Linked DNA regions of Homo sapiens: region 2 is linked to region 1. Evidence: read pairs that join two places in POLR2A ChIA-PET (ENCODE). Cell type or tissue: GM12878. All regions are shown on one strand. Links, peaks and the distances in the headings refer to the core of each region. The heading gives the core; the rest is flanking DNA.

Region 1 (7,909 bases), core at 1,937-6,936:
CCAAAAAAGTCTGATAATTTATTTTCTTTCTTTCTTCTTTTCTTTTCTTTTATGAAAGCTTTATGGATTCAATTTCTTTAACTGATATTGGTCCATTTGAATGGTTTATTTCTTCTGTGTAACTCTTGGTAGTTTGTGTATTTCAAGGAATTACCCATTGCACCGAAGTCATGAGTTCAGGAGGAGCCAGGAATAAAGGCATCCTGCACCAAAACATCTAATTGCATTACAAATGTAAAAAATAGTATCAATGAAGGACCCCTTTCAATACAGGAGGAAGTCCTGACCTTAATTACTTTGGAAAGAGAAGTCTGTGAGACTAAAGGAAAATCTGCACGTAAGTACTGTATTTTAGTTGATAAAATTATAAAATTATTTTCCACATAGGCATAATTAACAATTCTGACAGTGCCATACATGTATGTATACAGGGAAAGAATAATGAAAGTAAATGGAAAGCCAGGCACAGTGGCTCACAACTTTAATCCCAGCACTTTGGGAGGCCGGGGCAGGTGGATCACCTAAGATCAGGAGTTCGAGACCAGCCTGTCCAACATGGCAAAACCCCATCTCTTCTAAAAACACAAAAATTGGCTGGGCATTGTGGTATGCACCTGTAGTCCCGGCTACTTGAGAAGCTGAAGCAGGAGAAATACTTGAACCCAGGAGGCGGAGGTTGCCGTGAGCTGAGATCACACCACTGCCCTCCAACCTGGGTGACAGAGGGAGACTCCATCTCAAAAAAAAAAAAAAAAAAAAAAAAGAAAGTAAATGGATGATGGATGGTTAGAGCCAGATTTCTTACTGTTGGGTATGGTAATTTGCAGGGAAGCAAGGGAAGAAAGCTAGAATGATCCATGTGGTAGTGAAGAGTTGAAGAATATAAGTATAAACACATGTTTAGCTTAAGAGAGATACAGATGGTTACATGTAGAACTATTTATAAGTATATTACATGGTTTATACACGTGTATTTCCCTGTTCTGTCAGCTGAGATGGCCACGCCCTACTGCTGCAAGCACACCATTAGCCCCTATCTTGGTTTCTAATACCATTTTCAAATAAAAGGAACCAGGATTACCTGAAGAAATGATGGCTGATTTTAGAAAGAAAATATACAAGATGAGCCTGGACCATCTTGTAGTGACAGAAAGAAAGTGCTCTAAAAAACAACAGCAACAAAATTCATATATCTCCACTTCTTATGTGTGAGTTGTGCAGAGTAACATTGTTCCAATGTGTACAATATGGAAAATAGGAAAAAGATGTAACTTTATAGTGGACAAACTCTGTTTGCCAAGACATTTCAGGCCAACATCAAAAGTCATAAAACATGGTGACAGTATGCATGCTTGATATAATGTGACAAAAAAGGTACTTTACCACTGTGGGCTTTTTCCCCCAAAACCTATAATCCCAGTCTTATCTTGAGAAAAACATCAGACACATCCCAATAAATGGAATTTATATATACCTCACCAGGACTCCTCAACTGTCAAGGTCATCCAAAACAAGGAAAGTCTGGGAAACCACCATAGCCAAGAGGAGCCTAAAGAGACATGACAACTAAATGTAATATGGTGCCCTGGAAGGGATCCTGGAACAAAGAAGGACATTAGGTAAAAATCAGCAGGTGCTAAATAAAAATATGGACTTTAGTCAATAATCATGTACCAATGTTGGTTCAACAGCTGTTGCAAACATACCATCTTAATATGTTAACGACAGCAGAAACTGGGTAAATGGCAATTCTCTCTACTATCTCCCCAATTTTTCTATAAGTCATGAAATAAAGTGAATGTTTTAAATTGACAAAGGAGATACATAAATAGCCAACAAGTGCATAAAAAGATGTTCAACATCAGGCCGGGAGCAGCAGCTCACGCCTGTAATCCCAGCACTTTGGGAGGCCGAGGTGGGTGGATCATGAGATCAGGAGTTCAAGTCCAGCCTGGCCAAGATGATGAAACCCCGTCTCTACCAAAAATACAAAAATTAGCCTGGCATGGTGGTGGGCACCTGTAATCCCAGCTACTCGGGAGGCTGAGGCACAGAACTGCTTGAACCCAGGAGACAGAGGTTGCAGTGAGCCAAGATCCCACCACCGCACTCCAGCCTGGGCAAACAGAGCGAGACTCCATCTCAAAAAGAAAAAAAAAAAAAGATGTTCAACATCACTAGCCATTGGGAAATGCAAAAAACCACAATGAGATACCTCTTTACAACTACTGGATTGGTATAATACATATTAATATTAATAAAAAATGTTGCAAACTAGAGAAACTGGAAAATTCATGCATTGCTGGCAGGATTGTAAAGTATTGTGGCTGCTATGAGCAACAATCAGGCAGTTCCCAAGAAAGTTAAACACAGAGTCACCATATAACCAGCATTCTACTTCTAGGTATATATCTGAAATGACTGAAAATACATGTCCATGTGAAAACTTATACGTGAACAATTACAGCAGAATTATTCATAATAGTCAAGAAGTAGAACTAAAACCAAACGTCCATCCACTGACAAATGGATACATAAAATGTAGTATATCTATACACCATGTTATATGGCCATAAAAAACAAGTGAAATATTGATACATGCTACAACATGGATGAACCTTGAATATGTTATGCTAAGAAAAAGAAGCCAGGCAGAAAAGGTCACACACAGTTCCATTTTTATGAAACATCCAGATTAGGCAACTCCACACAGCAGAAAATTCAATTTTGGTTGCCAAGGGCTACAGGAAATGGGAAAGAGAAAGTAACTGCTAACGGATATTTGCTTTGTTTCAGGGATGATGACAACGTTCTAAGAAACACTGTCAGCCGGACGCAGTGCCTCACGCCTATAATCCCAGCACTTTGGGAGGCCTATGCAGGCACATCACTTGAGGTCAGGAGCTTCAGACCAGCCTGGCCAACATGGTGAAACCCCATCTCTACTAAAAATACAAAAAATTAGCTGGGCATAGTGGTACACACCTGCAATCCCAGCTACTCGGGAGGCTGAGGCAGGAGAATCGCTTGAACCTGGGAGGTGAAGTTGCAGTGAGCCAAGATCGCGCCACTGTACTCCAGCCTGAGCGACAGAGTAAGATTCTGTCTCAAAAAAACAACTGTCGGCAAGGTGCGGTGGTTCACACCTGTAATCTCAGCACTTTGGGAGGCTGAGGTGCCAGATAACCTGAGGTCAGGAGTTTGAGACCAGCCTGGCCAACATGGTGAAAATGTAAAAACAGCTGGGTGTGGTGGCATGCACCTGTAATCCCAACTATTCAGGAGGCTGTGTAATCCCAGCTACTCAGGAGGCTGAGGCAGGAGAACTGGCTTGAACCCGGGAGGCAGAGGTTGCAGTGAGCCAAGACCTTGCCACTGCACTCCAGCGTGGGCAACAGAGCAAGACTCCATCTCAAAAAAAGTAAAAAAAATTGTCAGGAATGTTGCACAATCCTGCAAATACACTAACAATGATTGATTTATACACGTAAAATTGGTGAAGAGTACAGTATGTGAATTATATCTCATATAATTCTCAAGAAAATTGTTTCTTATATACCTGTTTCGTGGTGTATAAATAACACACAACTGATATTATGTATTGTTCTTACAGCCAACCACCTCACTAAACTAACTTTTTTTAGTAATTTGAATCACTTCTGTGTAACATTTACTTTTGCTTGTACAGATAATCAAATTGTCTGCACACAAAATGACAATTTGACTTCCCAACCCTTGTTTTATTTTTTTTTATTGTCTGTGTAATGGACAGTAGATCCTCTATGAGATTCAGTAAAACTGGCGATACAAGAGATCCAGCATCTCTCATATAGAAAGTGTGCTGTGATTTTTCAACAAATAGTATACAATATGTTTTTGTCCATTACCTTTATTTTATTTTATTTTATTTTGTAAGATGGAATCTTGCTGTGTTGCCAGGCTGGAGTGCAGTGGCGCCATCTCAGCTCAGTGCAACCTCCGCCTCCCGGGTTCAAGCAATTCTCCTGCCTCAGCCTCCCGAGTAGCTGGGACTACAGGAGTGCACCATCACGCCTGGCTAATTTTTTGTATTTTAGTAGAGATGGGGTTTCACCATGTTGGCCCGGATGGTCTCCATCTCCTGACCTCATGATCTGCCCGCCTCAGCCTCCCAAAGTGCTGGGGTTATAGGCGTGAGCTACCGCACCCGGCCTATTACCTTTATTAAAGATTAAGAAGCTGAATTATTTATAGTTGGCAGGTAATTTACAAAACTTTTTATTTGGAGACAATTCTTTTTTTTTTTTTCTTTTCTTTTTTTTTTTTGAGGCAAGGTCTCACTCTGTCACCCAGGCTGGAGTCGAATGGTGCCATCACAGCTTACTGCAGCCTTGACCTCCTGGGCTCAAGCGATCCTCCTACCTCAGCCTCCCAAGTAGCTGGGACTGCAGGCACGCACCACCACACCTGGCTAATGTCTTTACTTTTTGTAGAGATGGGTTTTCACCATGTTGCCCAGGTTGGTCTCAAACTCCTGAGCTCAAGTGATCCACCCACCTTGGCCTCCCAAAATGCTGAGATTACAGGCATATGCCACCACACCCAGCCTGGAGACAATTCTTAAACTGACATGCAGCTGGAAGAAATAATGAGAAGATTCTATGTACCCCTCACCCAGTTTTCTCCATGGTAACAATTTGCAGAACTATAGTTCAATATCAGCCAAGAACTGACATTGATTTATTCAATCAACCTTATTCAGATTTCACAAGTTTCACATGCATTAGTTGTGTATATTTAGTTCTATAAATTTTGCCACAGGTATAGATTTTTGTGAAAATCACAACATTGGTGATACAGAACAGTCCCATCACAAGGATGCCACACATGGTAACTACAGCCATCTCCCACCCTCTCTGCCTTCCTAACACTGGCAACCACGAATCAGTTCTCCATCTCTATGTTGTCATTTCAAAAGTGTTATCCAAATAAAATCATGAGGTATTATGATAAACAGCCTAACTGCATTTGTGGTAATTGGCTGCTAATAGATTTCAAATCCCACCCATCTCCCCTCTTACCCTACATTTGGGCAAGCCAATAATAAAGCCTAGGTGGTCACTCCCTCAATGCCAGTAGGAAACTCAAACCACACAAACTCCATCCCTTTTGTGTGCGCTTACCCCACCCCAAATTCCTACTGACAAGCAGCCATTCTTCTCCCTTCTTTCTCAACCCACATTTAGATCTCCTTAGGAGCCTTCTCTAGTCTCCCTAGAAACCTGTCTCTATAACTAATAAACTCCTTTTTACACTCTTAATATCATTACCAGTTTTGATATCCAAACCAAACATTGGGGGTAGGAGGGTTCACCCCAACACTATGGGGTGGACCAGAACAAATATGTAAATTTTTGAGATTGGGTTTTTTAAAACTCAGCTTAATCTCTTGAGATTCATCCATAATGTTACATGTATTGGCCATTCATTCCATTTTAATGCTGGGTAACACTTCATGGTATGGACACACCACACATTATCCATTCAAGAACATCTGGATTATTCAGGTTTGGGCTATTACCCATAAAACTGCTATGAAATTTTTTTGATGGAACATAAGTTTTTATTTCTCAAGGATAAATGTCTAACAGTGCAACTAGTGATTGACATGCTAAGTTTGTTTTTAGTTTTAAATGGAACTGACAAACTATTTTCTAGAATGACTGTAGCATTTTACATGCCATCAAAAACATATGAACATTTCAGTTCCTGTAAGTCCTCACCAGCACTTGTATTATCACTTTTATAAGGCAGGTCAAATAAGAGCATGATAAAAACATCTTTCAGTATAACGTGTCTGGGTATAAGTCTCTTTGCATTTATCCTCATATGAGTTTGTTGAGCTTCTTGGATGAATATATTAGTGTTCTTCAACAAATTGTGGGTGTTTCTGTAATTCTTCAAAAAATTTTTCTTTCCCTTTCTGTTCTCTCACATTGATACTCCCATTTGTATATGCTGGTGCACCTAATGATATCCGTTTCCCAAGGTTTTGTTCATTTTTCATTATTTTACTGGCTCTTCCTCAAATTACACAATATACACTGATCTGCACCAGACAACCCCGTTTCTGCCAACTTAAATGGCAGAAACCATATTATTGTGTTGCCTGTTGTTAGTCCTGTGCATAGGTCACATTTTTCCCGTTTCTTTGCAGATCTCATTTTGTTGTTGTTCTTGAGTGGACAACAGGTCCATGTTGTTGAGTGACATAACCAAATGGTGGAGTACACAGCTCCAAACTGTCTCCCCACAGAAACACCAAAAAACAAGAACTATAAAAACCAACCTTGTTAGAACTCTGGAAAACAAAGGTTTACAGTAACCAAGTGAATGCCAAATCAGGAAAAAGGCGACTTCAAATGGTGGGAAAGTTTTGTGGCATTTTTACTTTACAAGAGATCCTCATTAATATTAGGAGCTGATATCTCCTTAGAAATCAATTGAAGGCCTGAAGACAGATGGATGACATATATAAATTGCTGAAAGAAAAAAACTATCATCTGAGAACTCTCTAGCTGGTAAAACAGTCCTTCAAAATGAAAGAGAAATGGAGTTAATCCCAGATAAACAAATGCTGAAGAGTTTGTTACTACTAAGCCTGCTATACAGGAAGCACTAAAGGGTGTCTTTAAAGATGAAATAAAAACAAACTAGACTCTAATCTGGAGGAAAAAATAAAGATTTCCAATAAAGTTAACTATATAGACAAATATAAAAGCCAGGGTCACTGTATGTTTGCTTTGTAACTCCATTTTTTTACTTCCTGCGGGACTTAAAAGATAAATGGATAAGAACTAAATAAAAATTTACATTATCGGTACACAATGTATAAAGACGTAATGTGTGAAAACAACATAAAGGGGATGAGTAAGGTGCTAGGTAGAAGCAAGGTCTTCATATGACATTGAAGTTACGAGGGAATTAATTTAAACTAGATTTTCATAAATTTAGAATGTGAAAGCAATCCCCATGGTTAACTACAAAGGCAATATCTAAAAAATATACACAGAAGGAAATGAGAAGGGAATAAAGAAGGGAATAAAAATGATTCACTATAAAAATCAGTCCAGGCATGGTGGGCTCATGCCTGTAATTCCAGCACTTTGGGAGGCCGAGATGGGTGGATCACTTGAGGCCAGGAGCTCAAGACCAGCCTGGCCAACACAGCAAAACTCCATCTCTACTAAAGACACAAAAATTAGCTGGATGTGGTGGCACGTGCCTGTAGTCCCAGCTACTTGGGAGGCTGAGGCATGAGAATCACTTGAACCCAGGAGAAGGAGGTTGCAGTGAGCCAAGATCGTACCACTGCACCCCAGCCTGGGCAACAGAGCAAGACTTTTGTCTCGAAAAAAAAAAAAATCAACAAAACACAAAGAAGACAGTAATAAAAGGAATATGAGACCAAAGAAGGTATACAACATACAGAAAACAAAATGCAGTATGGCAGAAGCACTGCCTTGTTGGTGATTAGTTTAAATGATAATTGATTGAATGTACCAATCAGAAGGCAGAGGCTGGCAGAATGGATTTTATTTTATTTTATTTTATTTATTTATTTATTTTAGACAGGATCTTGCTCTGTCACCTAGGCTGGAGTGCAGTGACACAAACATGACTCACTGCAGCCTTGACTTCCTGGGCTCAAGGGATCCTCCTCCCTCATCCTCCCAAGTAGCTGGAACCACAAGCGCATACCACCACACCCAACTATTTATTTTATTTTTTTGTAGAAACAGAGTCTCACTTTGTAGACCAGGCTAGTCTCCAACTCCTGGGCTCAAGAGATCCTCCCAAAGTGCTGGGATTACAGGTGTGAACCACCCAGCTTCAGAATAGATTTTTTAAAATCATGATCAAACTACAC
Region 2 (7,909 bases), core at 949-5,948, 370 kb before region 1:
GATGAAATCAGCTGCCAGTCTCGCAAAGTGTCGGGTAACATCCTATTAAGATTGCTGCTTACACATCATCTATAAAATACTGAAAATATCATTTTAAGAAATTTTTTTTTTATTTTGAGACAGAGTTTTGCTCGTTGCCCAGGCTGGAGTGCAATGGTGCGATCTCAGCTCACTGCAACCTCTGCCCCCCGGGTTCAAGCAATTCTCCTTCCTCAGCCTCCTGAGTAGCTGGGATTACAGGCATGCACCACCACGCCTGGCTAATTTTGTATTTTCAGTTGAGACAGGGTTTCTCCATATTGGTCAGGCTGGTCTCGAACTCCTGACCTCAGGTGATCCACTGACCTTGGCCTCCCAAAGTGCTGGGATTACAGGTGTGAGCCACCATGCCTAGCCAAGAAACCCTTATTTTAAAACAAGCCAGGCGCAGTGGCTCATGCCTATAATCCCAGCACTTTGGGAAGCCAAGGCGGGTGGATCACTTGACGTCAGTAGTTTGAGACCAGCCTGGGCAACATGTTGTAACCCCATCTCTACTAAAAATATATTTAAAAAATTAGCTGGGCGTGGTGGTGGGCACCTGTAATCCCAGCTTCTCAGGAGGCTGAGGCAGGAGAATCACTTGAACCTGGGAGGTGGAGGTTGCAGTGAGCGGAGATCACGCCACTGCACTCTAGCCTGGGTGACAACAGAAAGACTCCATCTCAAAAACAAAACAAAACAAAACAAAAAACCACTAAAAAAAAGACTCCATTTCAAAAACAAAACTAAAACCAAAAACACAACACAAATGTAGTACACAAATGAAAATAATTACTGTGTTAAACACAGTTTCATAGAAAATAAAAGACCAATCAAATACAATAAGCTGCCTTTTTAGATGGGTATGTTATTCTTCTTTCACAGCTAAAGAAACGGGCTCAGAGAATGTTATTTGATTGGACCGTGTTGCATCTCTGGACAGTGCAGCTGAGATCAGACTTTGTGGGTAACTCCACTAGCCTACCAGGGTGCCTCTCATAAAGGTAAGAAATGTAAATTTGGCCTAATATACAAAGTTGCCAGGGCAGCACTGGGTCAATTCTACATACAGTACTTCTATGTTCATCAAGGGAAACCTTAAGGGAAAGTGAAAATGCTTCTAGAAGGTGACTGGACACCAGCGCCTTTGCTTGTTGCCTTTGGGCTCTTCTTCTAAGGCCAACAGTGACCTGAAATTATTGACTGGCTTTTCCAATCAAGTGGACAAAATGGTACCAAGGTCGCCAACATCAGACAAATTCACTTGAGGGCCTTATCTATGTGCTTTGAACGACAAAACTGCTTTTGTAAAGGACACTGTATTTCAGAAAAACATAATCATATTAACAAATAATAACACTGTAAAATGCTGATGTGTTGAATGCTACTTTAGAAAAACATGCTCAAATCTAGGGAAAAAATTTGATACAAAACTACATATCAATTATCTAGCTAGCTAGCTAGCTAGAGACATGCTTTCATTCTATTGCTCAGGATGGGAAGCAGTGGGATTATCATAGCTCACTGCAGCCTTGAGCTCCTGGACTCAAGTGATCCTCCTGCCTCAGCCTCCTAACTAGCTAGGGCCACAGGTGGACACAGTTATGCCTGGGTTTTTGTTTGTTTTGTAGAGACAGGGTGTCACTACATTGCCCAGGCTGGTGTCAAACTTTGGAGTCTCGCTGTGTTGCCCAGGCTGGGGTGCAGTAGTGCGATCTCAGCCCAATGCAACCTCCGCCTCCCGGGTTCAAGTAATTCTCCTTTATCAGCCTCCCAAGTAGCTGGGACTACAGGCATGCGCCACCACGGCCGGCTAATTTTTGTATTTTTTGTAGAGACTGGGTTTCACCATGGCCAGGCTGGTCTCCAACTCCTGACCTCAGGTGATCCACCTGCCTTGGCCTCCCAAAGTGTTGGGATTACAAGTGTCAGCCACTGAGCCTGGCGGAGCACTTTCTTATGTTATTAAGTAGCCTAACCCAGGTGGGGCGCTGTCCCTCACGCCTGTAATCCCGACAACTCTGATGGCCAAGCTGAGAAGATCGCTACAACTCAGGAGTTCGAAACTGGCCCGGGCAACATAGCGAGACCCCCCGCCCACCCCATCTCTAGAAAAAAATACAAAAATTAGGCCAGGTGCACACAGCACCCGGCTAATTTTTGTATCTTTTGTAGAGACGGGGTTTCGTCATGTTGCCCAGGCTGGTCTCGAACTCCTGAGCCCAAGCCATCCATCCTCCCGCTTTGGCCTCCCAAAGTGCTGGGATTACAGTAGGGCCCAGCCAGCCTCATGTTTTATTTAGCAGTCCCTCCCTGTTGCACACTTGGATAGTTTTTTTAATTTTTTTAGACACGGTTTACCTCAATCTCGCAGGCTGGAATGCTGTGGTGGGATCATAGCTCACTGGAGCCTTGAACCTTTGGGTTCAAGTAGCTGGGGGGCTGAGGTAGGACTACAGAGATGGGGTTGCGCCATGTTGCTAGGCTGCTCTTGGCCTGAAGGGTCCTCCTGCCTCGGCCGCGGCAGACATAGTTTTCTATTTTTGACCAACATAAACACTGTGCTGGGTCTGAATTTTTCAGCTACCCTTCTTCAGCCGGCAACACACAGGACCTGGCGGTGAGGTCGCTCTTACCAGTCCCCACTCTGACGAGAAGACTGCCCAGCTCCAGGCACCGTAGCGCCCCAGTGACGTAGCCGAACACCCGCGCCTGTGACTCGCCAAAGGCCCACCTCTATGGTGTCGGCGAAGGCGCGCCCTTGCGGCGCCGGGGAAGGCGCGCCCGTGCGGCGCCGGGGAAGGCGCGCCCGTGCGGCGCCGGGGAAGGCGCGCCCTTGCGGCGCCGGGGAAGGCGCGCCCTTGCGGCGCCGCGGAAGGCGCGCCCTTGCGGCGCCGCGGAAGGCGCGCCCTTGCGGCGCCGCGGAAGGCGCGCCCTTGCGGCGCCGCGGAAGGCGCGCCCTTGCGACGTCACAGGGGACCGCCACTCACGCGGAGCCAATCGGAACTCATGGCGGGGCTGCTGGGTCTTCCAGGAGCGCGCATGAGCGGACGCTGCCTATGGGTTGCCGGGCGAGATGTAACCGGCTGCTGAGCTGGCAGTTCTGTGTCGCTAGGCTTCGGCCCGGCCGCCGCCACACATAAGCTGCGATGAGGAGCTTTACGACTTCCCGGTCTTCGGGGCCGGGCGCAGCAAGGGCCAGACTCTGCGCTAGCAGGCGCTGCGCGCCAACCGGCCGGCACCTGTCGCAGAAGGTGCAACCGATCGCACTGTCGCGCAGAAGCTCCTCAATGGCCAGCACCAGCTGCAGCCCCGGCCGCCCACTCGCCTCACTTGAGCCTGTGTACGTGCGCCCCACAACGCCTCCCCCAGCCAGGGCCCGTGGATCCCCGGGAGCGTCCCCGGCTATCTGGCGCTGCTCATCCTGGGTAGGGTCGGCCCCTCTGAGGCTGCCCGGCATGAGGGAGCTGCAACCCTGAGCTTGACCTCTGACGGCCCTTTGTAATAGCATTAAGTCTTTGAAACTTTGTAGCGGGGTAGAAGGGGCTAGGAAACAAAGAAAACATCTTTTTGAAAATATAATCTGTCGGCTGGGCGAGGTGGCCCACGCCTGTAATCCCAGCACTTTGGGAGGTCGAGGCGGGATCGCGAGGAGAGGAGTTCAAGACCAGCCTGGCCAGCATGGTTTCACTGAAACCCCGTCTCTACTAAAAACACAAAAATTAGTCGGGCGTGGTGGCAGGTGCCTGTAATCCCAGCTACTCGGGAGGCTGAGGCAGAGAATTGTTTGAACCCGGGATGCGGAGGTTGCAGTGAGCGGAGATCGCGCCACTGCACTCCAGCCTGGGCAACAGACCAAGACTCCGTCTAAACAAACAAATATATGTGTGTATATATATGCGATCGAGCCCAGGAGGTTGAGATTACAGTGAGCTGAGATTATATAAGCGATCAAGCACTGGAGGTTGAGGTTACAGTGAGCTGAGATTGCGCCATTGCACTCCAGCCCGTGTAACAGAGGGAGACTCTGTCTCTAAAAAATTATATATAAGTGAGAGCTTTTCTTCCAGCACTCATGCTCAGACTGAAGAAAGTAATTGTGCCAGGCCCGGTGGCTCACGCCCGTAATCCCAGCATTTTGGGAGGCAGAGGCGGTGGCGGAAGCAGGTGGATCGCTTGAGCTCAGGAATTCCAGACTAGTTTGGGCAACATGGTGGAACCCTGTCTCTACAAAAATACAAAAAATTAGCTGGGCATGGTGGCACGCACTTGTAGTCTCCGCTACTTGCCGGGCTTAGGCAGGAGGATCGGTCAGCTGCAGCCTTGACCTCCAGGGGCAATCCATTTCAGCCTCCCAAAGTGCTGAGATTACAGCCATCGTGACTGGCTTTACACTATATTTTAATACTTTTTTTGAAAATGGAAAATTTTACAGGCAATTCACTTCCTTCAAACTAATGATAAGGAAGTGATGCTGTTCTGTTCTGTTTTGTTTTTTGTTTTTGTGTTTTTTTTTTCTTTTTTGAGATGGGGTCTTGCCCAGGTTGGAGTGAGGTGGTGCAAACAAGGCTCACTGCAGCCTTGACCTTCGGGCTCAAGGAATCCTTCCCTGTCAGCCTCCCCGGTAGCTAGGACTACAGGTGCATGCTACCACGCTTGGCTAATTTTTTTGAAATGGAGTCTCACTCTGTCTCCCAGGCTGGAGTGCAGTGGTGCAATCTCGGCTCACTGCAGGCTGGTCTCAACCTCTGACTTCGGATGGTCCACCCACTTCTGCATCCCAAAGTGCTGGGATTACAAGTGTGACCCACCATGCCTGGCGATTTTGCTCATTTTAGATACTAGAACTTTTTAAATTAAATTTTTTTTTTCCTGAGATGGAGTCTTACTTTGTCTCCAGGCTGGAGTGTAGTGGCATAATCTCGGCTCACTGCAACCTCCACCTCCTGAGTTCAAGCGATTCTCCTGCCTCAGCCTGCCAGAGTTGCTGGGACAACAGGTGTGCACCACCACACCCAGGAGTTCAAGGCTGCAGTGAGCCATGATCGTACCACTGCACTCCAGCCTGGGCAACACAGCGAGACCCTGACTCCACAAATAAATAAATCAACATCATATGATCTGTACCAGGGTATAGGCAGGTGCTATGATCCCCACTTTTCATCCTCAACTCTAAGTTGAGTCATACATCAACCTCTAGTAAAAAGTGGCATGCTCTCAGTCAAAGGAGTAAGCCCAAACCACGTGGAGAGAATCTTATCTCTTTTGAGAGCTATATAAAAAGAATTCCTCCTAGGCATAAAAATATTGTGACACCAGTTACTTAGGCTAAACATGCCTATTATGCTAAGTGAGTTATTAACAATAAATACTTTAACTCTGTGCCATGTTAATTATCATAATCTGATTTATAATTTGTTTTAACCTTAGGTTATATATACCTTGAAGCCATTTATATTTTGGTATACTTGTAATAATTACTATACACTGGACTATGTATATTGGACTAAACACGGAGAGTCAAAAAAGAGTATGTGGTCAGAGTAGAAATCATGCCCTAGCTTCCTTCGTGTCTACCTCCTACCTTGAGTAGAAGTGGTAGAAAAAGTAATTACCTAAGATTTTTTTGGATTCTGGTTTGTGGAGAATCACCCTTATATTTAGGCTGATGGGCGGCGAAATTAGAAAGTATTTTTTGTGATTTTGAATTTTATACAGAGATGTTCATTGTGATTAATTATTCTTTGTATTAGCAGATTTTTGCTTTTTATAGCTGCATGATTTCTTGTTTATTATTCATTCATTATTGTCTATTAATAAAGAAAAACTTTATTTCACTGAAGCAGTGATATATAATCCAACTTGGATTTTTAAATAATGACTGACTTTTTTCTTTGGGAATACATTACTGTTAAAAATGTAATTATTAGATACATTACTTTTAATGAATATAAGTGGTATAATTAGAAGGCTGAAAAGAATCCTTGGAAACGTGAGTTTAATTTGATAGCTAAGAAACTGAGGACAAGATACTTATTCTTTGTAGCATATTTTCTAATGTCATTTCATTGTCTCACCAAGAAATACTTGCATAAAGCAAGTTCAATTACAGCATCTGTTGAATATTTAAGGTTGGGTAAAGTGGGTGAGTTTAACAGATATTTTCCCTTATTTCTTTTAGACGAATCTGGACTGGGAAAGTTGACATTAATCAACTCATTATTCCTCACAGATTTGTATTCTCCAGAGTATCCAGGTCCTTCTCAGAGAATTAAAAAACCTGTACAGGTCTAGATATTGGTATTTTTAATTGATGATAAGCTGGAATAATATTAATACACACAAAGCATGTGTTGTAACTTTTATTATGCTTCCTTAGAGGTAAGATGCAAATTTGCCCTTAGCCAGTGTAAGATGGTAAATATGACTTCATAAAATTAAAAAAACAGAAGAAGTACAGTTAATCAAAAGAATTATCTTGACTAGAACTTTCCAAATTTGTCCTAAGGATTCTCCTAGAGATGACACTGTGACATAGTAACCAATTCCCCTGGAGTTGTGCTATGTAGTATGATAGTCATTTGCCACATGTTTAAATCAATTAAAATTAATTAAATTAAAATGCAATTTCTCATTTGCTCCAGATACATTTCAAGTGCTCAACAGCCACCTGTGGCAAGTGGCTGCCATTTTGTGCAGCACATATGTGAAGATTTTCATCATTGTAGAAAATTGCATTGGACAGTGTAGAGAAAACATGATTCATAGAAAAACTATTGTTATTTAAATACAGTGTTCCATATTAGTCAGTGGGATAATACCATATCATAGTTGAATGGCAATAGCAATTCGGTAAGACTCCCAAGCTATATGTGATTTAATTTACTGCTTCTCAGTCTTTGCTATGCATTCCAATCCTGGGTATCCTGTTAAATTTATTTCTTCTAGTAGTTCTGAGATGGGCTGCCTTTCTACATTTCTAACAAGATCCCAGGTGATGCTGATGCTGCTGGATGGTAGATCACACTTTATAAAGCAAGGGGCTAGACTCTAGATATGCACTTTTTATTAAATAGTACAGCAGCCTGTAGCCACATGTGGCTATTAATCTTTGAAATGTGGGTAGTCTGAATTGTGATGTTCTGCAAATATAAAATATGCCACAGATTTCTAAGACTGAGCATGGAAAAGAAAATCTCCGTAATTTTTTATATTGATTGTATACTGCAGTGATATTTTGGATGTATCGGGTTAAATAAAATTGACTGATTTCACCTTTTTCCTATTTTAAAAGTGGCTACTAAGAAAATTTTAAATTACTTACATGACCGACATGGTATTTTTATTTGGCAGCGCTGCTCTAAGCTGTTGATGAAAAATATTGTTGGTGAGCTCTGCTTAGGTAATATATAGGACATGAGCAGAGAGGAGGCACATGAACAGTTCTGGCTGGAGTAGGCTTCATTGAGGCCATGATGCTTTTAGCTGGATTTGAAGAAGTGGTAGTGATCATCCCAGTGCACAGGATAGGAGGACAGTCTATATATTCTGAGCAGTAACTCATATATATCATACTGCAAGACCCCAAAGGAGTAATTTTGTGAAGTAAATATCTTATTTCTCCTTTTTAATGTTTCTATTTTAGGAATTTTTTTTTTTTTAGTAACCTTCATAGGGCTTGAGATTTAAAATTACCTGCAAAATTCTACTCTAAAAACTTGATCCTACCTGCTTATTTATTTTGTGATAAATATTGGAAATTTTAAACCTAAGCAAGAAAATGAACTTTGAACTTTCTTAATTTGGGTATCTATTATGAATACCTTCACTTAAGTATTTATGAATTTAGATATGAAAGGTAAAACTAAGCACTATCCAAATTAATATA

The links. Peaks named below come from ENCODE experiments on the same cell type or tissue, not always from the same donor. Only the 100,000 strongest peaks of a DNase experiment are listed, where the experiment ranks them.
Region 2: POLR2A ChIA-PET joins it to region 1 with 5 read pairs; 2 of 35 experiments call an interaction of 5 or more read pairs at or near these places.

Annotation. Positions count from the first base shown.
Region 1 is chr10:38,027,966-38,035,874 of GRCh38, reverse strand. All of the region lies in intron 4 of ZNF33A (zinc finger protein 33A), which reads right to left. Among named protein-coding and RNA genes, the nearest start is that of ZNF33A, 21 kb to the right of the region's middle. In GM12878, for the core only: no CTCF peak of the experiment used is centred there; no DNase peak of the experiment used is centred there.
Region 2 is chr10:38,398,024-38,405,932 of GRCh38, reverse strand. LOC101929540 (a long non-coding RNA gene) reads right to left here and starts at 2,768. Exons shown (of 10, transcript XR_007062122.1): 1 at 2,383-2,768. It also overlaps the pseudogene SEPTIN7P9. RefSeq lists enhancers at 2,430-2,679, 2,123-2,994, 2,995-3,866. In GM12878, for the core only: no CTCF peak of the experiment used is centred there; DNase peaks (open chromatin) are centred at 2,722, 3,062 and 3,372; H3K4me3 peaks cover 2,317 bases; H3K27ac peaks cover 1,576 bases.